Linked DNA regions of Homo sapiens: region 2 is linked to region 1. Evidence: read pairs that join two places in POLR2A ChIA-PET (ENCODE). Cell type or tissue: MCF 10A. All regions are shown on one strand. Each heading gives the region's core, and the rest is flanking DNA. Links, peaks and the distances in the headings are about the cores only.

Region 1 (5,372 bases), core at 233-5,232:
ACCACAGGCTTCTGTAAGCTTCGACTTCCACATGCAAACCAAGTACGCTCAGCCTTTTAAAGTGCAATCCTCTTTGTTCAGAATGTTCTTCCTCCTGTGGCCAGGCTGACTCCTTTTCTCAATCCTCAGGTCCCAGGAGGGCTGTCACTGCCCAGCACCTCTCCCCAACCTCCTGTGTGCTCTCTGAGCATTGTGTACCCGCTCCTGGTGCCACACAGACTCTTGCCATGACCTCTTCTTTGTCTCTGTTTCCATTGGCTGTGTCTCATTCTCCATTGCATCTGCAGCACCCAGCCCTGCACCTGGCACATAGAAGACCCTCAGTGGTATTTCATCAATAAATGGGAATGGTCTTACCCTTCCATGCCCACAGACACACTTGCACCCAGACCTCTGCAGCCCCTGCCCTCCCAATGACCTTGCCTTGGAGACTCTGCAGTTCTCACCTTTGACAGCTTTCTGAGAATTCGACCGTCCCCAGGCTGTCCTCTTCATTGATGCCTTTGCCACTTAAACCAAAATATGCTGTGCTTTTCTAGGTTTCTGCTTCTTGCCAAGTGTCTATCTCTTACTCTACCGACCATCACCATTGACGTGTGTGAGGGGACATCTGGAAGCACAGTCCTCTAAGGTGTGTGTGTCAAGATAGGGTTTGGGTGGCAGAGGGAGGCCCAAGTGCTGGTGGGTTCACCCACAAGGATTTGCTGACAGCTAGCTACACACCTTCCTGTTCTTTGAGAATTTCAAACGTGAGTAGATCAGCCCTTGCCATCCAAGAGCTTAGGTTGAGGGTCTGAGGGTGGAAAACACAATGAACACAAAGCTTAATTCCAGAATGGATGCCAATAATGGCACATACCATCTGCTAAGCACCTACTGTGTGTGGGCATTTAACGGTCACTGTCTTCCATTTATATAACAACCTTGCGATTTATGAATTAGAGAACCATCTTACAGGTTACAAAATTGAGATAAGTGAGCTGCCGTCTATATCAGAGAATAGAAGGTTCTGAGACCAAGATTTGAAACCAGACCTTGCCAAGGAATGACCAAAATTCATTCCTTACCAAGATGTCACTTTGGGGGCCTTATCTTAAAAGTGCTTTTCTGCCAGTTTCAATGCTCTTGAGAGGACAGTCTCCCCCTCGAAGGCTCCTAGCAACATCGCTGGGCAGGCTGGGCTGCTAAGAACACCTGTGTTTAATTTAGGTGGTGACTCAGAAGTCCCATGCCCAAAATAGGTGACACAGGCACACATAAACTGTGGCCTCCTTTTTCTACCTCCAGCCCTAACCTCTGACCCTACTGTCTGTGATTGGAAAGAAACGAAACAGTGGTACTGGGAAGAGCTGTTCCCGACCTAAACCTTGCACACAAATGGTGTCAGCAGGCACAAATCAACATGAAGATTATTAAGGGGAAACAAGCGGAAAAAATACAACTCACTAGGAATTCCTAAGTGGAGGGGCTGGGGTGTGTGTTTGTGTGTTTGTGTGTGTGTTTGTGTACATGTTTTTAACTCATCCAGATTGGAAAAAAAATGTGCCTGCAAAGGTTTCACCTTTACTTTCTCAAACCAAAAGAGATCATGTCAAGATGCCAGTCAATTGGGAGGAACTGAGGGTGAAGCCCCAGCAGGAGGGCCCTCTCTTTTCTCTTTTGAAACTTGGTGATGGCCAGGTACAGTGGCTTATGCCTGTAATCCCAGCACTTTGGGAGGCCGAGGCAGGTGGATCACCTGAGGTCAGGAGTTCCAGACCAGCCTGGCCAACATGGGGAAACCCCATCTCTACTAAGAATACAAAAATTAGCCAGACATGGTGGCACGCGCCTGTAATCAAAGCTACTCAGGAGGTTGAGGCATGAGAATTGCTTGAACCCAGGAGGCGGAGGTTGCAGTGAGATGAGATCACACCACTGCACTCCAGCCTGGGTGACACAGTGAGACTCGTGAAAGAAGGAAAGAAAGAAAGAAGGAAAGAAAGAAAGAAAGAAAGAGAGAGAGAGAGAGAGAGAGAGAGAGAAAGAAAGAAAGAAGGAAAGAAGGAAAGAAAGAAAGAAAGAGAAAGAAAGAAAAGAAAGAAAGAAAGAGAAAGAAAAGAAAGAAAGAAAGAAAGAAAGAAAGAAAGAAAGAAAGAAAGAAAGAAAGAAAGAAAGAAAGAAAGAAAGAGAAAGAAACTTGGTGTCCCCAGTGCATGCCTCAGCAGCTGTGGGATTGAAAAGTTATACATATTTTTTCCCATTGAGTAAACAAGTCTACCATTAGAAGCAGGACTTCCTTCTTGATATACTTGGATGGAGACGATTTGTTTGAAAATGAGTCTGTTTAAAATGAACACAGCCGCTCCCCCCGCGAATCTGCGGGCAATCTGACATCTTTGGAGCTCACTCAGAATGACACACTGAGCAAAATTCCACCACGTTAAATTCGAGTAGACTTGACATGGTGGAAAGATCACAGGCCTGGGGCAGAGGGCCTGGCCCCTGCCCTCGCCCCTGGGGCCCTGTGAGAGCCAGGACAGGCCCTCCCCTCATCCAGCGGCCGTGGAGCCCTGGGTCTCTTCCTGCAGCTCGTTTCTCTCGTGTGAGGCAGACACAGTGCAGCGCTCTCTTGAGGTCTCTGTGGCATTTCTGGAATGTCCTTCTTCCCCAGTTCTGCTGTTCTTTCTCCCTAGCGTGAAGGCAGGGAAATAAAGAGGCCTATTTATAGTGGGCTGGGCCAAGGCAAGCTCATCTCAAAGCTGAGTATTTATGACTGTTAGTGTCTCAGAGACAACCTGTGAATGGCCTGGCGTCTCTCCAACGGTGTGGTGTGGACTTGGCACCACTTCGCACGGCACTGGAGCTGGGTGCTGCCTTCCAGCTGGGCGTGTGAAGGGCCCGTGCAAAGCCTCTGCCTCCCCTACCCCGGCTCTCAGGGCCCTGAGGAGCTTACGGGCTGGAAATGGCCACTTCCTGAAGAACGGTAACCAGCCCCTGTGTAGGCAACAACTCACGCGCGCCCACGGAAACTCAGAGGCGTGGCTGTTACTATCCATATTTTAAAACGCAGTGATGGCTCCAATGCATTTGTTCTGTGTAAGGTAACGGGCTATTCTAGACAAGCTTTGGGGTATCTGCCTCTCCAACTTATGCCCTTTACTTTGTGAACGAATCCCACCCACAGCCATGATCACTCAGTGTGACTTCGTTACCCTGGCCTTGGTTAATTGGACCAGCGATGGGCCGGTGACCCAGGCTAAGCCAATAACATATTCTCTCCGAAAGTTTTGCTTCCAGATTCCCTTCTTAGCCTCTGTTGGGCCCTTGACTGGGGAGCCCAGTGAGGCCAGGCCTGGGCAGCTGAGCTTGTCATCTCAAACAGAAGCAAAGGAAGCTTCTCTGCAGAGCAGTCAATGAAACTGTCACACAATGACCCCAGAAGTCCTGACAGATGGTTCTGCCAGCTTCCCTGTTCCAGTCACTCTCGAAGCCTTTGGTTCCCGGAGATTCTACTGCTCTATCTTTTTGAAACAGAATGTTCTATTAGGGTTTAAATTTATGTAACACAATAGCCTATTGGAAGATTTTTTAAAAAAAAAACTTACTGGAAAAATCTACCAGCTGCTATCTGGAGACACAAAGACAGAAGGTCCCTAGAGGGCAGATCCTGAGTAGCCTCACTTAGACGGGGAGGCAGGGGCAAGCCCCGACATGGCAAAGCCAGCCCCTCCGTATGTCCCAGCCAAAACCAGCGTTGGAGAAGGGCAGTGGGGCCGCTGATGGCTATCGTGTGTGAGAGCCAGGGCCGGAGCCAGCTATGGTGCTTCCCTCATGACTTAGAAAGCAGCTCCTGTGAGCATCCAGGTACTTCTGGGCAGTTGGATTTTCCAGGTTAAGGCAGTGAGACTGGGCTCTCCCATTCCTTCCAGCCTCCCCACCCATACTGCCTGTCACATGGGGCTTTCTGGACTTAGAAGGGGAATCCACTGGCTTCATAAAGTAAATATTGCCATCTGAGACCTGGCTTCAAACTCTGAAGTAGAACACCCCAGTTACACTTCCAGTAACTTTCCCTTTCTTGCTTAAACTACTTTGGGTGAGACTTTGTTCTTGTGATGGAAAGAGCTTCGTTGAAGTGACAAATGCTGGGGGATGCTGAGTCCACATCCCGGTCTGTCTGACTCCAAATCTGAGTGACTCTGAGTCCAGAGGTCATTCGACTTCACATCAAGGCCTCTCTGATGCCGCCTCGCATCCCCTGAGAGCTTGGCAGACCTGGAGGCTCTCGTCAGAATTCCCCAACAAAATCTGTGTTTTAACAAGTTCCCTGGTACCCCTGGGGGGGCACTGATCTGATTCACCCACCAGCCTCCCAAGGCCCTGTAGTGCTGAGCTGTGGACCTCACTAGGACGCTCTCCTTGTCCCTGCCACTAGCTCCAGTGGGATCTCAGGCCAAGACCTCTCCTACCCTTGGCTCCCATTAACTTCTTTATAAAACAAAAGGCCCTCCCTGGTCCTGAGCTGAGGTGGCATCAGCTGTTCCCTTCAAAAAAGTGGCCCAGAGAAGCGGGGAGTAGAGAGTGACTGCTAATAGGTACAGGATTTCTTTTTAGAGTAATAAAAATATTTTAGAATTAGACAATGGTGATGGTTATCCAACTCTGTGACTGCACTAAAAACCATTGACTTGTACAACTTAAAAGGGGGACATTTTATAGTATGTGAACTATAGCTTAATAAAGCTGTTATTAAAAAACAATGGTACAGTACTTGAGAAAGAGAAACAATAAACCTTGGTAAAAAATAGGTTCAGTTTTATCTCAAAGCCCTATGGCTTCTCTACAGGAAGCCTTTGCTTTTGTTCTGTATCTCATGGTTTCTCTTCACAAGGCCGTTATGAAGCTCAGATGGCGCAATGGCTCAGAAGAGATTTGCAAAGGAATAAGCGAGAGATCAGAGCAGGGAACGCAGGTCAACAGCAGCCCCTCCTCCCTGTCTGCCTTCCCCTGAACCTCCGTGCAACCAGAGCCTCTGGGGAGAGGCAGGTACATCTTGTGTTTCTTTTCAGTGCAACTGTAGCTGGCCGGATGCCACAGGACATTTACTTTAAAAGAATATTTAAAAAATTTTTTTAGAAAAATGAAGGTCTCGGGACTGGGCACGTGGCTCATGCCTGTAATCCCAGCACTTTGGGAGGCGCAGGCGGGAGGATCACTTGAGGCCAGGACTTCAAGACCAGCCGGGGCAACATAATGATACCCCGTCTCTACAAAAACTTTTAAAAAATAGTCAGGTGCAGTGGTGAGTGCCTGTAGTCCCAGCTACGAGGGAGGCTGAGGCAGGAGAGTGGCTTGAGTCCAGCAGTTTAAGGTTGCAGTGAGCTGTAATC
Region 2 (5,372 bases), core at 148-5,147, 230 kb before region 1:
CCCTGGCCCTGAGCGACTGTGTGATGGAGCAGACCAGGCCCAGTGTGACTTGGCCAGGAAGAGGCCCAACCCTTCCTACTTGGATCTGGAGGCCACCGCCTTCTTTCTCAGTGTCTGACATGGAAGCTGGGCTCCCTCTCCACTCTGAGATCATCAGCTGGGTAAAGGTCAGTGGCCAGGACAGCCAGGGGTCCTGGTCACATCCTGGCTGCATCCCATGAAGGTCAAGTGCTCGTCCTTAGGCTGGGTGGGTACAAAGATGCTGGAGGCTCCTTAAAGACCCAATCTACGTTTTTGCCCTGAGCCTGCCTTATATTATTCTCACACTCAAAATAAAGAAGATTTCCATTTGAGGGAGGGAGAGGCACAAGAAAAGTCAAGGTTAAGGATGGCTGCAAGTGGTCAGGCCTGTGCAGAGGGGAGAGAATCACTGAGTGCCCTGGAGGGCAGTGAGGAGGGCCAGGGACCAGCGCCGGTTCTGCCACTCCTGGAAGCACAGCCACTTACAGACAATGCAACCTATAAGCACAGACTCTGGGCTTGGCACATTACCCACATTGTGTCTTTTGCACGTATTAGAATTGTCACCATTTGAGAGGTTTGGAAACTAAGCCGAACACTTCATTCAATCTGGTCAGGGTCTCACAACTAGTGAAGAGCCAGGATCCATCTCATGTGTGACTTCTCCATGCTGCCTTCCCCGCTCCAGGCCTCAGTCTCCACAGTTATAAAATGGCGCGGGAGGGAAGAAGACAGATTTAAGGGCATCTCCAGCTCCAGGATTCTCTTCTTTGAGCATTCAGGGAGTACTGAAGAAGAAAGGGGTTTGAGTTCTTTTACAGAGTGCATTAGTCAGCTGTGATAATGCTGTGTAACAAAACACCCCCTTCCTTGCTCACAGGTCTGCATGTAGCTGGGGCTCAGCTGATTTTGGCTGGGCTTGGCTAGACTTGCCTCCACACTTCAGGTTAGGTTCAAGTTTTTTGTGCATGTCTCTCATTCTCTTGGACTGAAAGCCTCCTGGGGCATGTTTTTCTCATGGCACATCACAAGGGTGCAAGGGCCCAACAGAACTGTGCAGGCACACTGATGGCTTCTGCATGCAGAACTGCTTTCTGTACTCTGCAATGACCTGTCATCACGCCAAATCCCTCACAACCAGCCCCACCCACCCTCTGCTCCTTGCCACATCTGCCTTCTTTTCAAGAAGACGCCTGCTTCTAACCTTCCCCATCTCACCCACTGGGAGCCCAGAAAACCAGGACAGAGGGGCATCTGCAGTGAAGTCCCAAGGCCAGCCTTTCAGCTCGTTTGGGCCAGAACAAGGGAGGGTGGATGGGCCAGGAGGTCATGAAGAAGTGGGCACCAAGCCTGCAGGGTCAGTGCCAGCAAAAGGAAATGGGGGCATTACCTATAAAGAGATGGGCACTTGGAGACCAAGGGCCAGGAGACAGCAGGGCTTCAGGAAAGGAAGAATCAAGACCTGAGAGCCATAGCAAGCCTGGAGGGATGCTTGCTTCACATTTTTTTTTTTTTTGAGATGGAGTTTCGCCAGCTTGTCGCCCAAGCTGGAGTGCAATGGTACGATCTCAGCTCACCACAACCTCCGCCTACCAGGTTCAAGCGATTCTCCTGCCTCAGCCTCCTGAGTAGCTGGGATTACAAGCATGCACCACCACACCCGGCTAATTTTGCATTTTTAGTAGAGACATGGTTTCTCCATGTTGGTCAGGCTGTTCTCAAACTCCCGACCTCAGGTGATCCACCTGCCTCGGCCTCCCAAAGTGCTGGGATTACAGGCATGAGCCACTGCGCCCAGCCAACTTTCCACATGATAAAAAATGACTTCTATCCACGGAAAGTACAAGGCGAGCCTGGAGCAACTTCCTGTGCCAGAAACTAAGAAAAATTCAAAAAGTGATGAAAATATGGAAAAGGGATACAAGGACCAGCCTAAATTTGGGACAATATGAGCATCGAAATGAAGAACAGTAATAGGCCACCCTGACCACGCCCATGCCCACCCCCAGCCAGTGCCACAAGCCCCACCAAATAACATTAATAATAATAACAATAACAAATAATCCATGGGTTCATACCAATAATTTTTTTAAATTTTAAGTACTAATGAAAACTCTTTTTTTTTTTTTTTTTTTTGAGATGAAGTCTCGCTCTCGTCCCCCAGGCTGGAGTGCGATAGTGCGATCTCGCTCACTGCAACCTTCGCCTCCTGGGTTCAAGCGATTCTCCTGCCTCGGCCTCCAAGTAGCTAGGATTACAGGCACCCGCCACCATGCCTGGCTAATTTTTGTATTTTTAGTAGAGACGGGGGTTCACCATGTTGGCCAAGCTGGTCTCGAACTCCTGACCGCAGGTGATCCGCCCGCCTCGGCCTCCCAAAGTGCTGGGATTACAGACATGAGCCACTGCGCCTGGCCATGAAAACTCTTTTCTATTGAAGAATGCAGAATAAATGATAACAGAAAAATCAGCATTTAATGACTCAGCAATAACTGACTTAGGCAAGAATCAATAAAAGACACTAAAACGACTGAGTGAAAGATTCTTAGAGAACGGTAAATGCTGAAATCTAGAAGATACTGCCTTAACCAAACTATTAAGCCAAACCTCACCAATAACAGGACAGCTGACACCGTGCTCCCCTGGTGTGGTTCACTGAGGACAACGCTACCTACTTACCTAGGAAGCACTCTTGCCAAAAAAAAAAAAAGTAACTAGAATATAATCAGGAAGAAACTCCTGGCAAACCCAAATTGAGAAATATTCTGCCAAAGAGTTGGCCTTGATTCTTCAAAAATGTCAATGTCTGCCAGGCGCTGTGACTCACGCCCATAATGCCGGCACTTTGGGAGGCCGAGGTAAAAGTATCGCTTGAGCTCAGGAGTTTGAGACCAGCCTGTACAACATGCTGAAACCGCATCTCTGCTAAAAATACAAAAAATTAGCCAGGTGTGGTGATGCAGGCCTATAGTCCCAGCTACTTGGGAGGCTGAGATGGGAGAATCACCTGAGCCCAGGAAGTCAAGGCTGCAGTGATTTATGATCTGATCACTGCCTTCCAGCCTGGGTGACAGAATGAGACCCTATCTCAAAAAAAATTAATTAATTAATTAAAATAAAATAAAAATAAAAAAAGTCAATGTCATAAAAGACAAAGAAAGGCTGAAGAAGTGATTCAGCCCGTGATCCTTGACTGGATCCTGGGTGAAAGCAAAAGCAGCTCTAAAGGACACTTTGCAGACTAAATGTTAGCTAACACCATTGTATCAGTGAGAAAGTGCAGAGTGTGGTGAGTCCATTGAGGCTCTGTAGAAGAAAGTCCTTGTTCTTTTTGTTTGTTTGTTTTTGAGACGGCGTCTCACCCCATTGCCCAGGTTGGAGTACAATGGCACAATCTTGGCTCACTGCAAACCTCCACCTCCCGGGTTCAAGCGATTCTCCTGCCTCAGCCTCCCGAGTAGCTGGGATTACGGGTGCGTGCCACCATGCCCAGCTAATTTTTTGTATCTTTAGTAGAGACGGGGTTTCACCATTCTGGCCGGGCTGGTCTCGAACCTCGTGATCCACTCGCCTCAACCTCCCAAAGTGCTGGGATTACAGGCGTGAGCCACTGTGCCCAGCCGAAAGCCCTTGTTCTTAGGAGGTGTTTGCTGAAAAGTCCCATGATGTATATAACAAACTTGCAAGTGGCTTAACGAAAAATTTGTGTTTAGGATTTTTTTTCTTTTTTTTTTGAGATGGAGTCTCGCTCTATCACCCAGGCTGGAGTGCAGTGGTGCCATCTTGGCTCACTGCAGCCTCCGCTTCCCAGGTTCAAGCAATTCTCCTGCCTCAGCCTCCCGAGTAGCTGGGATGACATGCACCTGCCACCATGCCCGGCTAATTTTTGTATTTTTGTAGAGACAGGGTTTCACCACATTGGCCAGGCTGGTCTTGAACTCTTGACCTCAGGTGATCTGCCAGCCTCAGCCTCCCAAAGTGCTGGGATTACAGGTGTGAGCCACCGTGCCCGGTGGTTTAGGAATTTTTTTTTTTAATGAAGGTGGGGGAATGGCCACTGTGAAAGAAAAATAAATCTCAACTCCAAAATCACTAAGCTAAGGGAAAAGTCAAGCTGGGAACCTGCCTCCCATTTTAATTCCTGAATAAGATGGCTATAAAGATAAAACAGCTACATGCCTCCCTCACAATTTGCCCACAAGGAAATTCCTTGTGGGCCTCAAGATCTTTACCCTACTCAGGATCATGCCAAGAATTAAAAAAAAAAACAAAAAACAAAACTTTACCCTGAAACATTTCTGTTGAATTCATCCTGGCAATGTAAACTGATAGCTGATCTTAACAGGTGCAGGACAGAAAATCATTCCTCTGCTCACCTGAGAGAAATGCTTATCTGATTGCTTCCTCAGACCTACTGTGTATGTAAAAATGAAGATTCACTGAGCCAGACTAGATTGTGAATTCACTGAAAGGCTGATCAAGGACTCAAAAGAATGCAAGCTTTTGTCTCTTATCTACCTATGACCTGGAAGCCCCCCTCTTCGAGTTGTCCTGTGTTACTGGATGGAACCAAAGTATATCTTACATATATTAATTGATGTCTCAGGTCTCCCTAAAATGCACAAAAGCAAGCTGTACCCCAGCCACCTTGGGGACGTGTCGTCAGGACCTGTTGGCAAAATAAACTTTTAAATTGCTTGAGACCTGTCTCAGATATTTTGGGTTTACTGCCACCACCAATGGCTCTCGAGTTCAGATCTCCTCTGTTGAAGAGAGTCAGGGGGTGAGGGTGGGGGAGGCATGGAATCAGTTTCTGCTCAATTCCATGTTCCCACGTGAAGGTGTAACCACCTAAAGGGCTCACCTTGCCCGCTGCCTAGACAGACCCCATTTATCAAGACAGGGGAAAGAGCAATTCACACAGAGCCAGCTGTGCGGGAGATTGGAGCTTAATTATTACTCAAATCAGTCTCCCTGAGCAGAGCATTCGGGGATGGAAGTGTTTTTGTTTTTGGTTTGGTTTGGTTTGGTTTTAGACGGAGTCTCGCTCTGTCACCCACTCTGTCTGGAGTGCAGTGGCACGATCTCGGCCCAGTGCAACCTGTGCCTCCTGGATTCAAGTGATTCTCCTGCCTCAGCCACCAGAGTAGCTGGGATTATAGGCACAAATCACCATGCCTGGCTAATTTTTGTTTTTAGTAGAGACGGGGTTTGGCCATGTTGGCCAGGCTGGTCTCTTACTCCTGACCTCAGGTGATCTGCACGCCTCAGCCTCCCAAAGTGCTGGGATTACAGGCGTGAGCCACCGCGCTCCGACTGGGGATGGAAGTTTTTAAAGATAATTTGGCCAG

The links. Peaks named below come from ENCODE experiments on the same cell type or tissue, not always from the same donor. Only the 100,000 strongest peaks of a DNase experiment are listed, where the experiment ranks them.
Region 2: POLR2A ChIA-PET joins it to region 1 with 5 read pairs; 4 of 35 experiments call an interaction of 5 or more read pairs at or near these places.

The regions. Positions count from the first base shown.
Region 1 is chr2:11,372,075-11,377,446 of GRCh38, forward strand. No RefSeq gene overlaps it. Among named protein-coding and RNA genes, the nearest start is that of LINC00570, 19 kb to the right of the region's middle. RefSeq lists an enhancer at 3,671-4,229. In MCF 10A, for the core only: no CTCF peak of the experiment used is centred there; a DNase peak (open chromatin) is centred at 2,777.
Region 2 is chr2:11,146,596-11,151,967 of GRCh38, forward strand. CIMIP5 (ciliary microtubule inner protein 5) reads left to right here. Exons shown (of 3, transcript NM_001371321.1): 3 at 1-4,722. Among named protein-coding and RNA genes, the nearest start is that of SLC66A3, 6.2 kb to the right of the region's middle. In MCF 10A, for the core only: no CTCF peak of the experiment used is centred there; a DNase peak (open chromatin) is centred at 2,826.